Regions from separate parts of the Homo sapiens genome. Here all the other regions are linked to region 1. The links are chromatin contacts, found by Hi-C or POLR2A ChIA-PET in ENCODE. All regions are on one chromosome and are shown on one strand. Each heading gives the region's core, a stretch centred on a gene start or an enhancer-like site at or near the end of the contact. The rest is flanking DNA. Distances are from core to core; before and after follow the strand shown. Region 1 overlaps LOC105371512 (a long non-coding RNA gene). Region 2 holds the start of TXNDC17 (thioredoxin domain containing 17). Region 3 holds the start of SLC35G6 (solute carrier family 35 member G6).

What was found. Hi-C counts contacts between places; a loop is a spot of excess contacts on that map. ChIA-PET counts read pairs that join two places held with the same protein, here RNA polymerase II (POLR2A). Pooled maps may share reads with other maps.
Region 2: a pooled map shows a loop between it and region 1 (4-fold over the local background). The contact joins the promoter of TXNDC17 here to the enhancer-like site in region 1. A Hi-C loop is called at or near these places in 1 of 168 maps with a recorded cell type or tissue (naive thymus-derived CD4-positive, alpha-beta T cell), 3 of 37 single-sample maps with no recorded cell type and 7 of 50 pooled maps.
Region 3: a pooled map shows a loop between it and region 1 (5-fold over the local background). The contact joins the promoter of SLC35G6 here to the enhancer-like site in region 1. A Hi-C loop is called at or near these places in 1 of 37 single-sample maps with no recorded cell type and 3 of 50 pooled maps. POLR2A ChIA-PET finds 5 or more read pairs at or near these places in 1 of 52 experiments (T-cell).

Annotation. Positions count from the first base shown.
Region 1 is chr17:7,134,270-7,137,131 of GRCh38, reverse strand. All of the region lies in intron 1 of LOC105371512 (a long non-coding RNA gene), which reads right to left. Among named protein-coding and RNA genes, the nearest start is that of ASGR2, 21 kb to the right of the region's middle. Within about 2 kb of position 1,436, at least 2 of the 41 ENCODE cell types and tissues checked have a DNase peak (open chromatin) inside an H3K27ac peak, as active enhancers do.
Region 2 is chr17:6,639,548-6,642,409 of GRCh38, reverse strand. TXNDC17 (thioredoxin domain containing 17) reads right to left here and starts at 1,350. Exons shown (of 4, transcript NM_032731.4): 1 at 1,183-1,350; 2 at 576-657; 3 at 86-161. The coding sequence starts at 1,327. It overlaps KIAA0753, which reads left to right and starts at 1,699. Exons shown (of 19, transcript NM_014804.3): 1 at 1,699-1,773. LOC122526780 reads left to right here and starts at 2,094. Exons shown (of 1, transcript NM_001396008.1): 1 at 2,094-2,862. The coding sequence starts at 2,094. RefSeq lists enhancers at 631-690, 891-1,160, 1,291-2,172.
Region 3 is chr17:7,480,027-7,482,888 of GRCh38, reverse strand. SLC35G6 (solute carrier family 35 member G6) reads right to left here and starts at 1,443. Exons shown (of 2, transcript NM_001102614.2): 1 at 1,370-1,443; 2 at 1-901. The coding sequence starts at 1,372. It also overlaps a transcript of ZBTB4 not described here.

The DNA of each region.
Region 1 (2,862 bases), core at 187-2,686:
TTAAATTTGGGGCTTATAAATGCAATCGTCCTGGTTTCTGAACTCCATGTAATAGATCTGGGGATGAAACAGAAGCTATCACGGTCTCAGGCCAAGCTGCCTCAACACCTTTAGGGGCTTCGCAAGCCTTTTTCGACTCTAAGATGTGAACCAGAAAGTGTTTTTGTGATTCAGGCTAGGATGTCTTACCAGTTGGCAAAAGAAAGATAATAAGTAAGTGTAGCCAAATAGTTCTCAGGAGCTGAATAATTGAATACTCTTAGCTATGTAAGAATGATCTCTTTACTGTTTAATGTTTCACTTCAGCTACTTAGAAGTATAATGCAGATTGATTGACCTCAAGTGATCTTCCTGCCTCAGCCTCCCGAGTCGTTGGGAGTACAGGCGTGCAACACCAGTCCTGGCTAATTTTTAAATTTTTTGTAGAGACAGGGTCTTGCTATGTTGTCCAGGCTATGAAGGTAATTTTATATATTATCTTAAATGATTTTGTGCATGAAACAGTTTCGATGGCATTTTGACTGAAACCTGTCACATGAGGTCAGGTGTGACATTTTCCACTTGTGGCTCAGAAAATTTTGGATTTTGGTGCCTTTCGGATTTTGGATTTTGGGATTAGGGTCGCTCAACCTGTATTAAAAAATAGTTGGGGTGCAGGGGAGTCTCTCTTCTTTCAGACTGGCACCTGCAGCTGTGACCACACGGTGGCGCTGCTATCCTGATGTTGGGAACATAAGAGAAAAAAGAAAAAAACCCAACTTCCTAAGGGCGAAAGAGTAAACTAGAAATATGAAATGAGGTTTAATACTGATTGCAGTAATTTTTAAAACTTTGCCTTTTACATAAAAAATTGTGGTAAAATACACACCACATAAAATTTAACCGTTTTTAAGTATGCGTTTCTGTTGCACGCGGCACATTCATTGCTGTGCAACCATCCATGGAACTCTTTTCATCTTTTTTTTTTTTTTTTTGGAGAGAGAATCTCGCTTTGTCGCCAGGCTGGAGTGCAGTGGTGTGATCTCGGCTCACTGCAACCTCCGCTTCCTGGGTTCAAGCGATTCTCCTGCCTCAGCCTCCTGAGTAGCTGGGACTACAGGCGCCCGCCACCACGCCCAGCTAATTTTTGTATTTTTAGTAGAGACGTGGTTTCACCATGTTGGCCAGGAAGGATGGTCTGGATTTCTTGATCTCGTGATCCGCCCTCCTCGGCCTCCCAAAGTGCTGGGATTACCGGCGTGAGCCACCGCGCCCGGCCAGAACTCTTTTCATCTTGTGAAACTGAGACTCTAAATCCATGGAACAGCAACTCCCCATTCCCCGCCCACCAACCCCTCCCCCTGGCGACCACACCATTCTACTTTTTGTCTCTATGAATCTGACTACCTTAGGTAGTGGGATTATGCAATATTTGTCCCTGTGTGACTGGGTTATTTCACTCAGCATAATGTCTTCAAGGTTTATCCATGGTGTAGCATGTGTCAGAATTTCTTTATTTTTAGTTTTTGAGATGAGCCTGGCTCTGTCGCCCAGGCTGGAATGCAGTGCCTCAATCATGGCTCACTGCAGCCTTGAACTCCTGGGCTCAAAAGATCCGCGTCTCGCTCTTGTTGCCCTGGCTGGAGCGCAATGGCGCAATCTCGGCTCACTGCAACCTCCACCTCCCGGGTTCAAGCGATTCTCCTGCCTCAGCCTTCTGAGTAGCTGGAATTACAGGCGCCCGCCACCGTGCCCGGCTAATTTTTTTTTTTTGTATTTTTAGTGGAGATGGGGTTTCGCCATGTTGGCCAGGCTGATCTCGAACTCTTGACCTCAGGCGATCCACCCACCTCAACCTCCCAAAGTGCTGGGATTACAGGCGTGAGCCACGGCACCCGGCCCAGCTTTATTTATTTTTATAAATTTATGGGAAACAAGTGTAATTTTGTGACATGCATAGATTGTGGAGTGGTGAACTCAGGGCTTTTAGAATCTCCATCACCCAAACAAATGTACCTTGTACCCATTCGGTAACTCCTCATCATCCAGGAATATTTAATTTGAAATTAATTTTATATGAAAACAAACAAACATATTAGATCCTATATACTTGTGGCAAGTGGCTCTCCTGGAGTTTGCTGTCTTTTGACAGGCAGGTGTGTAGGTGGAAACTCTGGAGGGTGAGGTTCTGGACTGAGGCTCTTCCAGGGGTGGCTGAGGCACCATTTCTCCAGAAAACCCTCCCTGGACACCTTATTTCTGGGGTCCCACTCACTCCATGCTTGTGAACCTGTATATTTTCCTCTTATTTATTTATTTATGTTTTGAGATGGAGTTTCGCTCTTGTTGCCCAGGCTGGAGTGCAATGGTGTCATCTCGGCTCACCGCTAACTCAGCCTCCCGGGTTCAAGCCATTCTCCTGCCTCAGTCTCCAGAGTAGCTGGGACTACAGGTGTGCGCCACCATGCCCGATTAACTTTTTTGTATTTTTAGTAGAGACGGGGTTTCACCATGTTGGCCACGCTGGTCTCGATCTCCTGACCTCGCCATCTGCCCGCCTCAGCCTCCCAAGGTGCTGGGATTACAAGCATGAGCCACCGTGCCCAGCCTTATTTTCCTCCTAACTGTGCTGTTCCTGAAGGCAGGGTCCCTTCATTTCTGTGCTTCTGGCACAGGGAAGAGCTGCCACGCTATGGGCATATGGTGCCCCCCCACCCCCACCCCCCAGGACCCTCTGGTTGTGCTTGGCTTCAAAGAACCTTGTGATCTTGTCGAGAAGACAGAAAACCATTTGGTTCTGATACAGGAGTCGGGCAGGGAAGTGCTGGGGAGAGAAGGGCGGGTCTCTGGCTAGGGCTTCACCCCCGGGCCTGTGCCCACGGA
Region 2 (2,862 bases), core at 101-2,600, 490 kb after region 1:
CAAGATCTTTTCAAATCTGGATCCACAGCAAGTTAAAAGAGTTCTGACAGTGAATTACAGGCCCAGCATATTTAAAGATACTTACTGTTCCATACTTAAGTAGTGTAGGCACTGCTGTTACTTTCAAGTTTTTTCTGAAGTCATTATTTGGATCTTTCCAACTATTCGAAAAGAAAAAGTGATCATGAAAAAAATTTACTTGGTTTATTACAGTTTGCTTAATATTTGACATAGTCCTACATTTAATTTTTTAGTAATCACTGTTCTTGCAAACACTTAAAAAACCTTGCGGACTATGGCTTAATCTACTAATTACCCTGTGCAAAGTTTCAAAGTGTGACTAAGATATAAAAGTAAAGCCAGCTAAGTTCTGGGCTTACACCAGACCAAATTCGTTGAATTACCCTTACTTAATTCAGGTGGGCATTTTAAATTTGTATTTAATAGCTTCTAATTGTTTAACTTGTCAGACATTACCTTGTAAGACAAACTGGGTAAGTAAGTCCCTGAGGCCCTTCCCGCCTAAGTATGCAATTTGTGCACGTCTGCGAGGTAGATTATACATTGCCACTTACTAAGGCTTTTCTCCTACTTGGCAGTAGATGAACACACATCCTTCACTAATGTGCTTCAGCCCCTCTCGTACGACTGGTTCAGCTTTAAAAAAAGTTGAGATAAAATAATCGCACGTCAACTCTACAATCAGGCACGTATAAACTGTGTTCTTTCCCCCTTCCCCCAGTCTTGGTAAGCACTCAGACTTTAACCTGCAGCTAACTGAAGAGGTCAACACAAGTCAGGTGTTCCCTTCTGGTCTTAGAGCCACGTTAAGGGTAAGGACCAAATCCCAGTCCCGATTTGCCCCTGCACCACCGCGCCCGTAACAATGGAAAGCACATGTATTTGCTGACCAACTCACGTATCCTGTAAGACACTAATGGTACTGGGGGAGTGAGAAGTTTTAAGGAACTAGATTCCAAGATCATCCGGGTAAGGTGGTAAAAGGAAGAGCGCTCTTGGCAGGGCGGGGTAGGATTTAATAGAAGGAGACTTGGGGACAGCTCAGATTGCTCCGCGGATGTCTGGAACCAAGACTCTGCCTCCGCTAAGCCCCCCTTCTGGCCGTAGGCTCGACCTTCCTGCCATTTCCATTGGACAGCAGCCCCCGAATCCCGGCCTCACCCTGCACGCAGTCGGGGCACCAGCTTTTCCCCCCGGCGTCCTTAGAACCCGTAAAGTAGGCGAAAATGGTCTTGCCATTGTGCTGTTCCACGGCCCGGTGGAACTCCTCGAAGCCGGACACGCTCACCTCCTCATAGCGGGCCATTGGCACGACGTGCAGCCGCTACTGGAGGAGTGCACGTCCGGTCGCCGCGGTTGGGTCCCGCGTAGGCGGGGCGAGGCTGTTTCCGGGTGGGCAAGAGAGGGCGGAGCCTGCGGAAGCCAGCGCCGCTAAAGACTACGGGAGCCTCTGACGACCACAATCCATCCGCATGGCTTTTTGCTCTAGTTCCTCAGATCTTTCTGCGCTAGCTGCACTCCCAAGCCCAGGCTTAGATCTACCCTAATCTAGTCCCAGCCCCGACCTCATGGACACTGGCTGCAAAACTTACCGCCTTGCAACACCTGGATCCTTAAATAGTTCAGGGCCTCAAAGGCTCCCAAGCCGCCCTGCGCCTGTTGCTATGGCGACTGGGCAGGCGGCCGGAAGCGCGGCCTTGTTGGGGGCCCCCGTTGCCCGCCTCCCAGTAGCCGCGCCTCACCCTAGGCCAGGTGGGCTCGGGCCGGGGCTGGGGGGGATTCTGGGAAGCCGCATAGAGTCATGGACTTGGGGGAGAGGAGATCTGACTCGGAAAGCCTTTGTTGCTTTGTCCCCCCAGTTACCTTTTCTGCCGTCTAGGCTTTACGGGGGCCTGGGACTGGGGGCGGGTTCCCGAGACTGGGCGGGGGTGGGATGGGTGAGGGGCTCGGAGGGAGAAAGGCTGCAAGGCCGGAGCGGAGTGTGTGAGTGCGTGTGTGGAGCAGCTTAGGGAGCGAGGTGCTAAGACATCCCCCAGGGCCGCGGTAGGGAGGAAGGGAACTGCCCTGGAGCTATGAGCCGGGAGACTCGCCGTGGGGCCTTGCCCAGGCTGCGCCGGGGAGAGCAGGCGGCTAAGATGCCGGGTCGCTGCGTGGGGCCCAGCAGGTCGGGGCGGGGGGTTCGGCGGCCGTGGGGGAAGAGACGGGGCGCAGGGACGTCCCGAGGCCGTGGAGCAAGGCGCCGGGCGAAGCCCTCGGAGTGGGAGACGCGCTGTGTGAGTGCAGAAAGGCCACAGGGCCGTCAGCGGCCATGGGGGACGAGACAAGCGGCGGAGACAGCCGACGCCGCCGGGGCGAATGAGGCTTTGGGAGCTCCTGGGACCCCAGGCTCCATCGAGGCTGCAAGGGACCCTGGGGCTGTGTGGGTGAACGGGGCTGTGGGGGAGCCCGAGGTGGTGGGGCTTGCCGGGGCTGTGTGGGTGACCGGGTCTGGGGAGGAGGAGACCGAAGATAGAAGTCCCCGGGGCTGCGAGAGAAAAGGTCGCCCGGGATCTCTGGGCCATGAGAGCATTCTGCACCTGTGGCTGAAGGTGCAGGCTATGAGGGCCGCCTCGGGATGTGGGGAAGGAAGTAGAGTCGAGCTCCATCCCGTGCCTGCAGGAGAGGGACCTGTCGAAAGGGGTGTTCCTGGCCGAGCTTCCTGGGTAGAGACAAGCCGCGGCGGTCTTACAGGGCCCTGGGTGAAGGAACAGGCAAGGGGGATCCCTCGGGCCCCCTCAGGGCCCACAGCTCTGGGCTTAGGGGCAGCTTACGAGAGAGCCTTAGGCTTCTGTGGACAGGGAC
Region 3 (2,862 bases), core at 194-2,693, 350 kb before region 1:
GGAGCATATAATACTGCAGTATAAGGGCCACCACCACCTCGGAATGCAGGACAGCGCACACCAGGGCAGGGTGGGCCTTGGTGACCGCATAGCTCACACATGTGAAGGAGACCAAGGCGAGGATCCCCACTGCCCCCACACAACTCCAACTCGGGAGATCACTGGGCAACACGGGGGGCTGCAGCACAAAGAGGCCTGGCACAGAGCCCAGCAGCCCCACCAAGCCAGATAGGAAGGCCACTGTTGGGAGGCAGGAGGGAAAGTGCAGAGAACGATAGACCAGAAGCCCCAGGGACAGCGCCAGTCCTCCCACGAAAGCCTGCCCATAGCCCAGGGCGGTGTAGACACCCGTGATCCCCTCCTGTAGTGTCCAGAGTCCAGGTCCCACAATGATGATTAGTCCTAGGATGCTGCCCAACAGTCCACACCAGTCGTAGCCACTGAGACCCTGGCTCTCAAGGCAGAGGGTGAGGACGGCGGAGCAGACGGTGGAAGAACCTTTGCGAACAGTGGCAGCGTTGCCAGCGGGCACCACCTGAACCGCACTGTAGGCACATCCAATGCTGAGGACGTTGAGCAGGGCATAGAAGTAGGCCCGGCCTCGGATGTCAGGAGGTCCCAGAAGGGGGTCGCCACGCAGTTTAAGTAGCAGGGCAATAGGGAGGTGGAAGAGGCATCGACAGATGAGCAGCTCCAGCGAGGGCAGGTTGGAAGCCTGGTAAGCCATATGAGAAAGGGGGCCCACGAAGCCAGCAGGCAGGCCCCCACCCAGCAGGGCCACCAGCAGGCCATTGGTGGCATCAGAGGGCTGGCAGCACTGGTGCCAGCGGAGGCTGGGTGGAGCGGAGGGCGGCGATGGGTGTGTGGAGTCAGGCGGGTTCAAGTAGGGGTGACTGCCAGCCTGTTAGGGAGAAAGGAGCTCAGGGTAGACAGCAGCCGCAGCCCAGGCGACCTGGGGCAGGGCAGATGCCAGGATGGGGTCTGGGACCCTGTGGGACTGTACAGTGTTGGGCTATCTTGCTGAGGAACTCTTCGGAGCTAGAAAGGGCCTAAAAGATGAGTGAGATGTTATAATGTGGGCCTGGAGCAGGAAGCAAGGAGTGAGCAGTCCTGGAGCATCGTTTCCCTGGGTAAGTTGTTCCTGGGAGGAGAAAAAGGACCCAGGATGCTCTCTCGGATTGAGGAAGGGGAGGAAGCCTCAGATGCTATGCATCTGTATGATGCCACAGGTTCCAGAGACATCTGGGTACACCATTATGAATTCTATTTGTGGGTATCTCTGAGACAGCTAAGTTTTAGGAAAGGAGGGGAAATGGAGCAACCAGGAGCTATAGGGAGGGAGTACTAGGCCCCTGGCCCCCACACTCACCATCTTTCCTTGGACTTTCTCCTCTCCTCCTGGCTCAGGGAGCCTGGGCCCCTCAGAGCTCCAGCCATTGTGACATGGTTGGAGTGGGGGTGGGGTTCTTCCCTGGAACTCTCCTGAGGTGGTAGCACGCCTATTTTCCCGCTGAGTCCAACTCTGCTTCTTTTCTTTCTTTCTTTCTTTTTTTGTTTGCGACGAAGTTTCCACTCTTGTTATCCAGGCTGGAGTGCAATGGTGTGATCTCATCTCACTGCAACCTCCACCTCCCAGATTCAAGCGATTCTCCTGCCTCAGCCTCCCAAGTAGCTGGGATTACAAGAATGTGCCACTACACCTGGCTAATTTTTTTTTTTTTTTTTGGGACGGAGTTTTGCTCTTCTTGCCCAGGCTGGAGTGCAGTGGTGCGTGCAATCTCGGCTCACCGCAACCTCCACCTCCTGGGTTCAAGCAATTCTCCTACCTCATCCTCCCAAGTACCTGGGATTACAGGCATGTGCCACCACACCCCGCTAATTTTTTATTTTTCGTAGAGATGGGGTTTCTCCATGTTGGCCATGCTGGTCTTGAACTCCTTACCTCAAGTGATCCACCCCACCACCCCCCGCCTCCCAAAGTGGTGGAATTACAGGCATGAGCCACCGTGCCCAGCCCAACTCTGCTTCTTTTCTATTTATGTCTCCATGACTCCAAAGTTTGTCTGATTCTTTTATTCTTTTTATGGCTAGCTCTGTGGCTTTACATTAATTTGTTTATTTATATCTTGCATGGTTTCAGAGAGGTTTTTTTGTTGTTGTTTTTTTTTTGAGACGGAGTCTGTCTCTGTCGCCCAGGCTGGAGTGCAGTGGCGAGATCTCGGCTCACTGCAAGCTCCGCCTCCCAGGTTCACGCCATTCTCCTGCCTCAGCCTCCCGAGTAGCTGGGACCACAGGCGCCCGCCACCACGCCCGGCTAATTTTTTTGTATTTTTAGTAGAGACAGGGTTTCACCGTGTTAGCCAGGATGGTCTCGATCTCCTGACCTCGTGATCCGCCCACCTCGGCCTCCCAAAGTGCTGGGATTACAGGCGTGAGCCACCGCGCCCAGCCTCAGAGAGGTTTTAAGGCAAGGAGCTGTGAACCCTGGCTCCTCCATCTCCTTAGTTTTTAATTTTCCAGCACCAGGGAGGAGTTCTTGGGATTGTCCCTGTGGAGTTTCAGGAATGTGTTTTTTCTGTGTGTGCTTCCACCTGGTGTTTTGTTGATGCTGTCCCCAGAGGCCGACACCAAGGCCTCTGCATTTATGTTCAAGTATACAGATGTGGATCTATCTGCTGGTGGGGACAAAGTACCCAGCCAGCTTCATGTGTTCATTTGCGCTGGTGGTCGTTCGTGTGTGCCCCGTATGCAGGGCCAGGGCCTTCTTTTTCCGCGGCCTGCTGAGCTTTCCTGCGCATTCCTGGAGAGGGTGTGTGTGTGTGTCCAGGGCTGGCCCTCTTTGAGTGTGCCGACCCTGGGTCT